Regions from separate parts of the Mus musculus genome. Here region 1 is linked to region 2. A link is a loop called in an ENCODE intact Hi-C map of the cell type or tissue named here. Cell type or tissue: heart. All regions are shown on one strand.

Region 1 (5,000 bases), 55 kb after region 2:
CAGGTTCAGTTCCCAGCACCCACATGGAGGTTCACAACCCTCTATCTATAGCTCCAGTTCCTGACCTGTTCTGACTTCCACGGGCACCAAGCATGCACATGATACACACAGACACATGCAGGCAAGGCACTCATACACTTAATTTATTTTAATCTCAAAGCAAGATTGGTTGTACATGTATACAGTGGCATTTGGGCATGATTCCCATATGGACACCAACATTCATGGATATTTAAGTCTCTTAAAGGACTTCTTGTAGTATTTTACATGTTGAGATAGCAGTAAGAATTCTATTTCTATTTATCTAGGTCTCCCAAAGTAGATTTAGTTTCTTAATAATATTTTTCCAGGTACATTCTTGGCTGGCAGTACTTTGAATATTTCATATCATTCTTTTCTTGTATACAAAGTTTCTGCTGAGAAAATCTAATACATGTAATCTTGTATATGTTTTTCTCTTGATACTCTTAAGACTCTCTCTATGTTCTGGCAGTCTGCTTAGGATTTATTCCTCTGAAGTGATTCGAGCGCCTTTCATGTGTGTGCTCATTTCTCTCTGATCTTCAAGTAGGCTCTCTGCTTCCTTCTCATCCTGCATGTTCAGTAGTGTGCCTGTAGTTCAGCTCCTTGGTGCCACAGACTCTTAGGCTCGCCTCATTGTTTGTTCTCCTTTGCCCCGGTAAATTAAAAAAGTGCTGCCTGTTAGTTTTCCTGATTGTTTTTAGTTTTTTTGAAGGCAGGGTCTCACTATGTAGCCCTGGCTAGCCCAGAACTACGTAGACCAGACTGGCCTTTAACTAACAGAGATTGGCCTGACTCTGCCTCCTGAGGGTCGGGATTGGAGTGTGGACACCACGCCTGGCAGGTTCACTGAATCTTGATTTCCATTTGTTATGGTTTGGATGGGCGCCCACCAAACGCACATATATTAAAGATGTGGCTCCCAGGTGTGGTGCTATTGAGTGGCGGGAGAACTTGGAAAGATTCCCTATGGGAAGTTCTTAAGTCCTCCTTAGTCTGAAAGGGGAATGTAGGATCTCATTTTGTCCTCTCTCTCCTGCCTAGCTTGTATAAATGGTTTACTTCAACATGTTCTGCTGGGAGCTTAACCCAGAGTCCTCTCTGAAGCAGCCTAGAGGGAAAAAGCATTGGTAGGGGCAAGACTTGGTCTTGCGAATGTAAAGTTGCTTTCTATAATAACATATGCCTATCTTGACTTTAAGTTACTCTGAGGCCAGAAGCTGCAGGCCTCTGGATCTACTGACACTTGTTGCTAACAGCAGGTTTTATGGCTAGGGCTCACAGTTTCTGGCCAGGCAGCCAGAAGCCCTTCACTGCCCTGGCTGCTTAACCCTGTGTGAGCCAGAGAGGAAGGAAAGGAAAAGAATTAAGATGCTTTATACAGGCAAATACGCACAGATGCATAGACATTCACACATATTTACCTTTTCATTCAGGTTCTCATTCACACATTAACCCAGTCACATGTTTGTTGGCTCAACCACCTCTATTCACTCCACCACTATTCACACTTGCTTACATACACACATGTACCTACACAGACACATATAGGCAAACAGACATATACACATGGATGGATAGATGGAGCAGAGACACCCAAACCAAACCATCTAACCAACAACTTTACTTCTTTTTGCTAGGCTTTTTATATCTTCATAGACAAAACGTCCTTTAGAAAAATGACCTCAGAGATAAAATGGGAGCTACAGAAGGGTGCTGACATTAAGTTCAAAGCAGTGTTCCATTCTAATATGCTCATTGTAAGTTCAAAGCAACAGTTTTTACACGGCCTTGCCTTATCATTGTGCACACCTGTGGCTTTATCCTTGGACCTAAATGTTCTTCCTTGAACACAAATTTGGCCCAAGTCTATTTCTCTTTTTAATGAGGAGTGGGCAAATTCTATTCTTCATTCTGACGTTAGTAAATCTTTCTAGCAAAGCAACTAAGACCATCTTTTAATACTTTTTTCCTAAAATTATCTGAAATCAGGAATTCTATAGAATCATTAATTCCTCTAAATAGCATTAGTTCATGAAAGTTCATCTTTATGTTGACATGCAGGAAATAGGGTGGGCTAATGCCCAGGGGTTGTTATATTAACTTAGTAATGACAGGAAAGGCACATCAGCTGCAAGAAGCAATCCTGGGATGAAGTCTCTTTGGGACCCTGCCATCAAGCTCACTCATTGCAGACCATACAAAAATGGTGGAGCACCTCCAGGAAGGTGGCCTTAGCCTATCCTAGATGGCTCCTAACAATGTGCACCATACAATGTGCATCTCATGGCCATTCAGTATCAACGCCAGAGATCCAAAGCCATAGAACTATCTAAACTTGAGTGGGAACGTCGAAAATTGTAAGCCAATTAAAAAAAATTGATACCCATATCTTGTTACAGTTATACAAAGTTAATACATACCTGTTCAAATCTGCTACTAAGGCAAGAACTTTCAATGCAGGAATATATTCCTTAGTTCCATAACTGGGTTGCTCTTTATTATAGTTATCTCTTTGTTGACATTTCCTTTTCTTCATACTGAATTTCTTGATTTTTCTTAGTCGTCCATGCTTTTAAACTTATAAAGCATCTTTGTGATGATTTTGAATTCTTCAAGTTGTCTTCTGGAAACTGCTGTGTGTGTGTGAGTGTGTGCCCGAGCGTGTGCGTGTGCACATGCACATGTGGTGGTTTGAACATGTTTGGCCCAGAGGGAGTAGCACTGTTAGGAAGTGTGGCCTTCTTAGATAAGGTGTGGCCTTGTTGAAGGCCTACATTGTGGGGGTAGGCAATGAGACTCTCCTAACCATGTGGGAGCCAGTTTTCTAGTGGCCTTCACATGAAGGTTTCTTAGCTCCTCCTGCACCATATCTGCCTGGGTGCTGCCACGCTCCTACCTTGATGGGCCTGTAAGCTCTGAACCTGTGAGCCAGCCCCAATTAAGGAAACTCTTATAAGAGTTGACTTGGTCATGGTGTCTGTTTACAGTAGTAAAACCCTAAGGTAGAAGTTGGTACCAGAAGTGGCATTGCTGTGATAGGCCTGAGCTTACTTTTGTTTGAAGAAATGTGGCTTTTGGAACTTTGTACAGCAGCAGAATGCTTTAAGTGCGGTTTAATGGGCCGTGCTACTAGGAGCATAGAGGACAGTGGTCCTAAGCATGTTTTGAACTGTGGGGCCATAACTCAAAGAGGTTTCAGAGGACAAGACTTTTAGTATGTAGCCTAGAGACTGCTGTTGTGATATTTTTGTGAAGAGTATGGCTGCCTTTTGCCATTGTCCGAAGAGTCTGCTTGAGGCCAAGGTGAAGAGATTTAGATTGCTTTGACAAAGAAGTCTCCAAACAGCCCCTGGTATACATTCTGATGTGTTCATTCTTTGTGTGTGTGTGTGTGTGTGTGTGTGTGTGTGTGTGTGTGTGTGTGTGTGTGTGTGTGGTTTTTCGAGACAGAGTTTCTCTGTATAGCCCTGGCTGTCCTGGACCAGGCTGGCCTCGAACTCAGAAATCCGCCTACCTCTGCCTCCTGAGTGCTGGGATTAAAGGCGTGCGCCACCATGCCCGTCTCTATAGTACATTCTTATGAAGAGTCTTTTAATGAAAAATAGCAAGCTTAAAAAGAAAAAAATACAAAATGTATGGTTCAAAGAGTAAAAGGGCACCAAGAAGTGCAATGGAGCTAAGTCCTATGTTCAAGGAGATAAACAGATCACCGGAGTGGAGACTTTGGGGCAAGATCCTGCCCAGCTAAGTTTAGGTCCAGAGCAAGTTCTAATAGAGAATAGCTTAAGTCCAGGCATGGAGGACCACACTTTTAATCTCAGCACTTAGGAGACAGGCATCCAGGTCTTTGAGTTCAAGGTCAATCTACAAAGCAAGTTCCAGGACAGCCAAGCATAGGCCGTGAAGGAGTTAGAAAACAGAAAGCTGATAATAGAACAATGGGGCATGTTCCAGCAAGCAGAACTCTGCAGCTTCAGCCAAGTGGCTCTTCTGGCTTTAGAGTCAAAAATAAAAAGGGCTTCTGGGACAACTGATGCTGGTTAGCTGAAGCTAAGAAATTAGCAATGATTAAGAAGAGACCAGCGTCACCGAAGCAAAATCTTCTGGGAAGTGTTTTCTGGGAGCACAAAGAAGCTGTGTTCCGGAGATAACCAAGGCTGTACCTCGTGCTGCAGCAGTAGCTGGTAATGTGTAAGAGTTACCCAGGTAGTACTGGTTTTGAAGGTATGAAGGGGTTATGGAGAGCAGCCGAGGCTTGGCACTGTGAGAGGTCAGGGAAGGCCACTGGTGAAGGTGCAGCCTCAGTTGCAGTTGATGGCCCAGGACTGAAGGAGTCATGCAAAGAAACTGAGGCTTGCCACCATGAAGAGAGCCCATGAGAGGCTACTGGTGAAGCCTAGTTGCAGCAGAAGTTTCCAGTGAATTAAGAGATGCCAGTATCATGGTATGATTACCAAGAACAGCAGCAGCAGTGGAGTCGAGTCAACCAGAGCCTAGAGTGCTACATTGTACAGTACTGGAGAAGGGACCCAAGCTCTTTGAAGGAGCCCAGATCATCCTGTGTGGATCCAGACACTGGAATAAGAAGCTGTAAAATGGAAGTTGCCTTGGATATCCCAAGTTGTAAGCGATATCAGAGCTGTGTGAGGCGTGCTGAGGAAAGCTGCTAACAGGGAATGGAACCAGCCCAAGAGAAAGAAGTTTGTTGCTGCTGAATGACAGATCTGCCAACAGTAGTGACTAAGCATGAAAGAAGTTGGAGATCTGAGGAGCGCTCGGACATCGGACACAGAGATGTGAAGCTTGCCCAGCTGGTTTTCTGTCCTGCTTTGGTCCAGTATTTTTGACTTTATAGGGGATTCAGTTAAGAGACTGCATGGATCTCAGAAGAGACTTTGAACTTTTAACTTTGTTGAGAGTGCTATAAACAATGGGGACTTTTGAAGTTGAATTAAATGTATTTTGCATTATGCTAT
Region 2 (5,000 bases):
CACATTATGAAATCTTCTAGTCATATAGAAATGAAGATGTTGCCACAGCAATGGCGATTTCCGGGTGTTGTCCTAGCACCTTGCTGTGGTCTCTGTTTCTCTATTTGTCTCACTCTGTAGCTAGATAGGCCTTTTGAGGCATTTTAAAGTACGTTTGAGACATCATACTTTATTTTTAAATTATTTCCAGCTCCAAAGCTACAGTTATTTTGTAGAAATAATTCTTTAAGAAGAGTGGAGGACAGGGAGACATGACGGCCCTGTGAAGGAGCTGGGTGAGCCTGGGTTCAGGGCAGCCAAGATAGAATACAGATTTAGTAAGTAATAACTTGGGATTAACTACATGGAGGTTAGCCAGTGGCTCAGCTATTGTGCTAATTAAGGCATATTAAAATATAAAGGGTGTGTGTGTGTGTCTTCCATTCAGAAACATAAAGGTATATTCTTTTGTTTTAAGATAACATGTTCTATAAATATCTGTTAAATCCCTTTGGTCTATAACTTCTGTTAGTTTCACTGTGTCTCTGTTTAGTTTGTGTTTCCACGATCTGCCCCATTGCTGAGAGTAGGGTGTTGAAATCTCCCACTATTATTGTGAGAGGTGCAATGTGTGCTTTGAGCTTTAGTAAAGATTCTTTTATGAATGTGAGTGCCCTTGCATTTGGAGTATAGATGTTCAGAATTGAGAGGTCTTCCTGGTAGATTTTTCCTTTGATGAGAATGAAGTGTCCTTCCTTATCCTTTTTGATAACTTTTGGTTGAAAGTTGATTTTATTCAATATTAGAATGGCTACTCCAACTTGTTTCCTGGGACCATTTGTTTAGAAAATTGTTTTCTAGCCCTTTACTCTGAGGTACTGTCTGTCACTGAGGTGCATTTCCTGTATGCAGCAAAATGCTGGGTCCTGTTTATATATCCTGACTGGTTTTCTGTCTTTTTATTGGGGAATTGAGTCCATTGAGATTAAGAGATATTAAGGAATAGTGGTTGTTGCTTCCTGTTCCTTTTGATGCTATTTTTATGATTGTGTGTCTATCTTCTTTTGGGATTGTTGAAAGATTACTTACTTGCTTTTTCTAGGGTGAAGTCTCCCTCCTTGTGCTGGCATTTTCCATCTATTATCCTTTGTAATGCTGGATTTGTGGAAAGATATTGTGTAAATTTGTTTTTGTCATGGAATATCTTGGTTTCTCCATCTATGGTAATTGAGAGTTTTGCTGGGTATAGCAGCCTGGGCTGGCATTTGTGTTCTCTTAGGGATCTGCCCAGGATCTTCTAGCTTTCATAGTCTGGTAAGAAGTCTCGTGTAATTATGATAGGTCTGCCTTTATATGTTACTTGACCTTTTTCCCTTACTGCTTTTAATATTCTTTGTTTTGTGCATTTGGTGTTTTGACTATTATGTAACAGGAGGTCCAGTCTATTTGGAGTTCTGTAGGCTTCTTGTATGTTCATGAGCATCTCTTTCTTTAGGGAAGTTTTCTTCTATAATTTTGTTGAAGCTATTTCCTGGAAATTTATTATTAAATTTCCCTTTAAGTTGGGAAGCGTCGCTCTCTTCTATACCTATTATCCTTAGGTTTTTGTCTTCTCATTGTGTCCTGGATTTCTTGGATGTTTTGGGTTAGGAACTTTTTGTTTTTTGCATTTTCTCTGACTGTTGTGTCAATGTTTTCTATGGTATCTTCTGCACCTGAGATTCTCTCTTCTATCTCTTGTATTCTGTTGGTGATTCTTGTATCTATGACACCTGATCTCTTTCCCAGGTTTTCTATCTTCAGAGTTGTTTCCCTTTGTTATTTCTTTATTATTTCTATTTCCAGTTTTAGATCTTGGATGGTTTTGTTCAATTCCTTCACCTGTTTGGTTTTATTTTCCTGTAATACTTTAAGGGATTTTTGTGTTTCCTCCTTCTACCTGTTTACCTGAGTTCTCCTGTATTTCTTTAAGGGATTTATGTCCGTTTTAAAGCCCCCTATCATCATCATGAGATGTGATTTTAAATCAGAGTCTTATTTTTTCTGGTGTGGTGGAGTATCCAGGGCTCACTGTGGTGGGAGAACTGGTTTCTGATGATGCCAAGTAGCCTTGGATTTTGTTGCTTACATTCTTACCCTTACCTCTCACCATGTGGATATCTTTGATGTTAGCTGGTCTTTCTGTCTCTGACTGTGGCTTGTCCCTCCTGCAAGCCTGTGTCAGTACTCCTGGGAGACCAATTCTCTTCAGGAGGGATTTGGGTATGAAGATCTGTGGCATAGCTCCCCGGTGCAGACGGAAACCGAAGGATCCTGTCCCCGGCTGTTCCTTGGTTCTTGTTGGCACTGGTCCCTCTTGGGCCAGGAATTTGAGCAGAAGTTATGGTCTTACCTGCTCACAGGTATGTTGGCACTCCTGGGAGACCAGCTCTCTCCTGGCGGTATTTGGTTATAGAGTACTGTGGCACAGGATCTGCTCAGGGCTCAGATGGAAACTGGAAGCCAAATTGTACTTTAAGGAAGAACATGGAAATAGGATATTTTCATTGCTCCATGAGAACACCAGGGCCTTTGGGGGATCCAGGAGATGCTGGACGCTGTCAGCACAGCTATTCTGTAATCCCCTCTGCTGTCCCGTTCCAAAAAAAGTGATTTTTTAAAAAATCCAAACTCATAATAAAATTCAAATAATTTGGATTCATTGGTAAATAAACCAAAGTCAAATTTGATATTGCTCTCTTCAGTTCTCAGTGCTGTGAACTGCACCCAAGCCCTTATCATATGTGCCATCTTATGTGCCATCTAAGCTTTCTGCCACTAGCCTGTGTTAATTCCTACCACTGTTAAATTTTAAATGTAGCAAGAAGTAAAATTGATTTTCAAAAATGCTTTTTAAAAAAGTATTTATTATATACACAGCAGGCCAGAAGAGGGCACCAGATCTCATTATAGATGGCTTGGAGCCATCATGTAGTTGCTGGGAATTAAACTTAGGACATCTGGAAGAGCAGCCATTGCTCTTAACCTCTCAGCCATCTCTCCAGCCCCCAAAATATACTTTTAAATAGTTAATGTACTTTCAAAGGTATTTTTTATATATTGTGCTTGAAAATTTTTGGTAAATATAGGCAAAAATAAATAGCACTCATAATCTTAGTAACTAGACATTTACGATCACTGGTAAGTTTTGGCAACATTCTTCAAAAAAGAATACAAATCTTGTGTGTGTGTATGTGTGTGTGTGTGTAGTAGTAGTAGTAGTAGTAGTAGTTTGAATAGGAATGATCACCAAAGCTTATGTCTATGTATATACATATACATGTGTGTGTATGTATATATATATATATATATATATATATATATATATATATATACATGAACTATTTGAAAATTGCCAAGAACAGTTTTTATTTTTTAAGATTTTTATTATATATATGAGCACAGTACAATAAACTTGTCTTCAGACACACCAGAAGAGGGCATCAGATCCCATCACACATGGCTGTGAGCCACCAAGTGGTTGTTGGGAATTGAACTCTGGATCTCTCAGAAGAGCAGTCAGTGCTCTTAACCACTGAGCCGTCTCTCCAGTCCCCAAGGACGGTTTTCCTCTTACACATTTGGGTACAGGCCTCTTCAGGAAACCCTTTTAATACCATAACTTAATTTCCAGCATTAAGTGCAAAAGAAAGATCTCACCATATTCAGTAATGATTCTAGTGGTTCCAACTATTTTAATAAATGAGAAAGTGTGCTTTGGAGCCTAGAGAAATAGCTCAGAATTTGAAAGCACTGCTGCTCCTCCAGAGGACACGAGTTTGATTCCCATCACCACATCAGTCAGCTGGAAGCTGCCTGTGTCTCTAGCTCCATGGTCGTCCAGTGCTTCTGAACTCTGTGGGCACTAGTTCTCATGCACACAGGCACACATACGCACGGTTCAAATGATCACTAAAAGTTCTAAACAGAGTGCTTTTTATACTGTCAAATGGGACAGAATGAACACACGTTTCTCACCAACAGTCACAAATACCATGCATTCTTGGGAAACACTTTCTTGGTAATTTCCCCTTGTCTTAATAGAATGAAGCTAGCTAAATCTGAACAAGATGCAGACTCTATGGAAGTCCTTTCTATTCCTCACTCCTGAATGGTAGGAGTGACGTCACACAAGCCATACCATGTGCACAGCGCCATGAGGGACCCACAGATATGTCTTAAGTTTTATGAAGAAAAACTAACTACCCTGCTGTAGATATAATCCCTCCATTCTTGAACAAGCTATTTCTTGCAATCGACAGAGAGTTTTACTCTCTGCTTTGCTGCAGAGGTGAGTGAGGTTCCTGGCCTGCTCTCCCAAGTGCTACAGCTGGCAAGGGGTGGGGCTGGCTCTCCCAAGCTGCCTAGGCAAGGGGCAGGGCCATCTCATAGAAAAGGGATGGGACTGGCCCACCTACACCCATGACATCAGGGCCAGCAATACTGTGCTGCCCAGGTGAAGTGTGGAAGCACTCTCCTGAGTGTGTTAGCCAAGGCGCAGGACCAGCTCTACTGTGCTGCTTGGGCGAAGTATAGGGCCTGCTCTGCCAAGTGCTGCAGCCCTTGTGGGGCACCTCCAGCTCTGGGCATCCCTTGGACATAAACATGGTACCAGGTGGCAGCCCACAACAGGGATGTCCATATGGCTTTTGGTGATAATATCAACATAGACCCCCACTGCTGTATGGCCACAAACCCAGACACTGCCCTCAGTGGCATTATGGGCCAGGACCAAACCATGGCTACAAGTGGCAGGGCAGGCTACTCACATTGTTTCTGATCATGAGCACATCTCCAGCTCTGCCTCTCCTCATTTGGCACACAGTTTACTGCTTCTCTTTCTATCCCATTTCTCCACATTTACTTGTTCCTCTCAGCAGGCTGGGGTGGTCTGGTGTGGTCTAACTGGGTGTGACAAAGGACTGCGGTTTCCCTTTCCTAGTTTTTCTAGAGATATTGAGGGCTCTTTGGGCTCTGCTGGC

The links. Hi-C counts contacts between places; a loop is a spot of excess contacts. Peaks named below come from ENCODE experiments on the same cell type or tissue, not always from the same donor. Only the 100,000 strongest peaks of a DNase experiment are listed, where the experiment ranks them.
Region 1: a loop joins it to region 2, with 10 times the contacts of the local background. A loop is called at or near these places in 9 of 42 quality-filtered maps.

Annotation. Positions count from the first base shown.
Region 1 is chr10:117,324,497-117,329,496 of GRCm38, forward strand. No RefSeq gene overlaps it. Among named protein-coding and RNA genes, the nearest start is that of Lyz1, 34 kb to the left of the region's middle. In heart, no CTCF peak of the experiment used is centred here; no DNase peak of the experiment used is centred here; H3K27ac peaks cover 408 bases.
Region 2 is chr10:117,269,299-117,274,298 of GRCm38, forward strand. No RefSeq gene overlaps it. Among named protein-coding and RNA genes, the nearest start is that of Lyz2, 10 kb to the right of the region's middle. In heart, a CTCF peak has its summit at 2,907 (motif pointing right); no DNase peak of the experiment used is centred here; H3K27ac peaks cover 657 bases; H3K27me3 peaks cover 628 bases.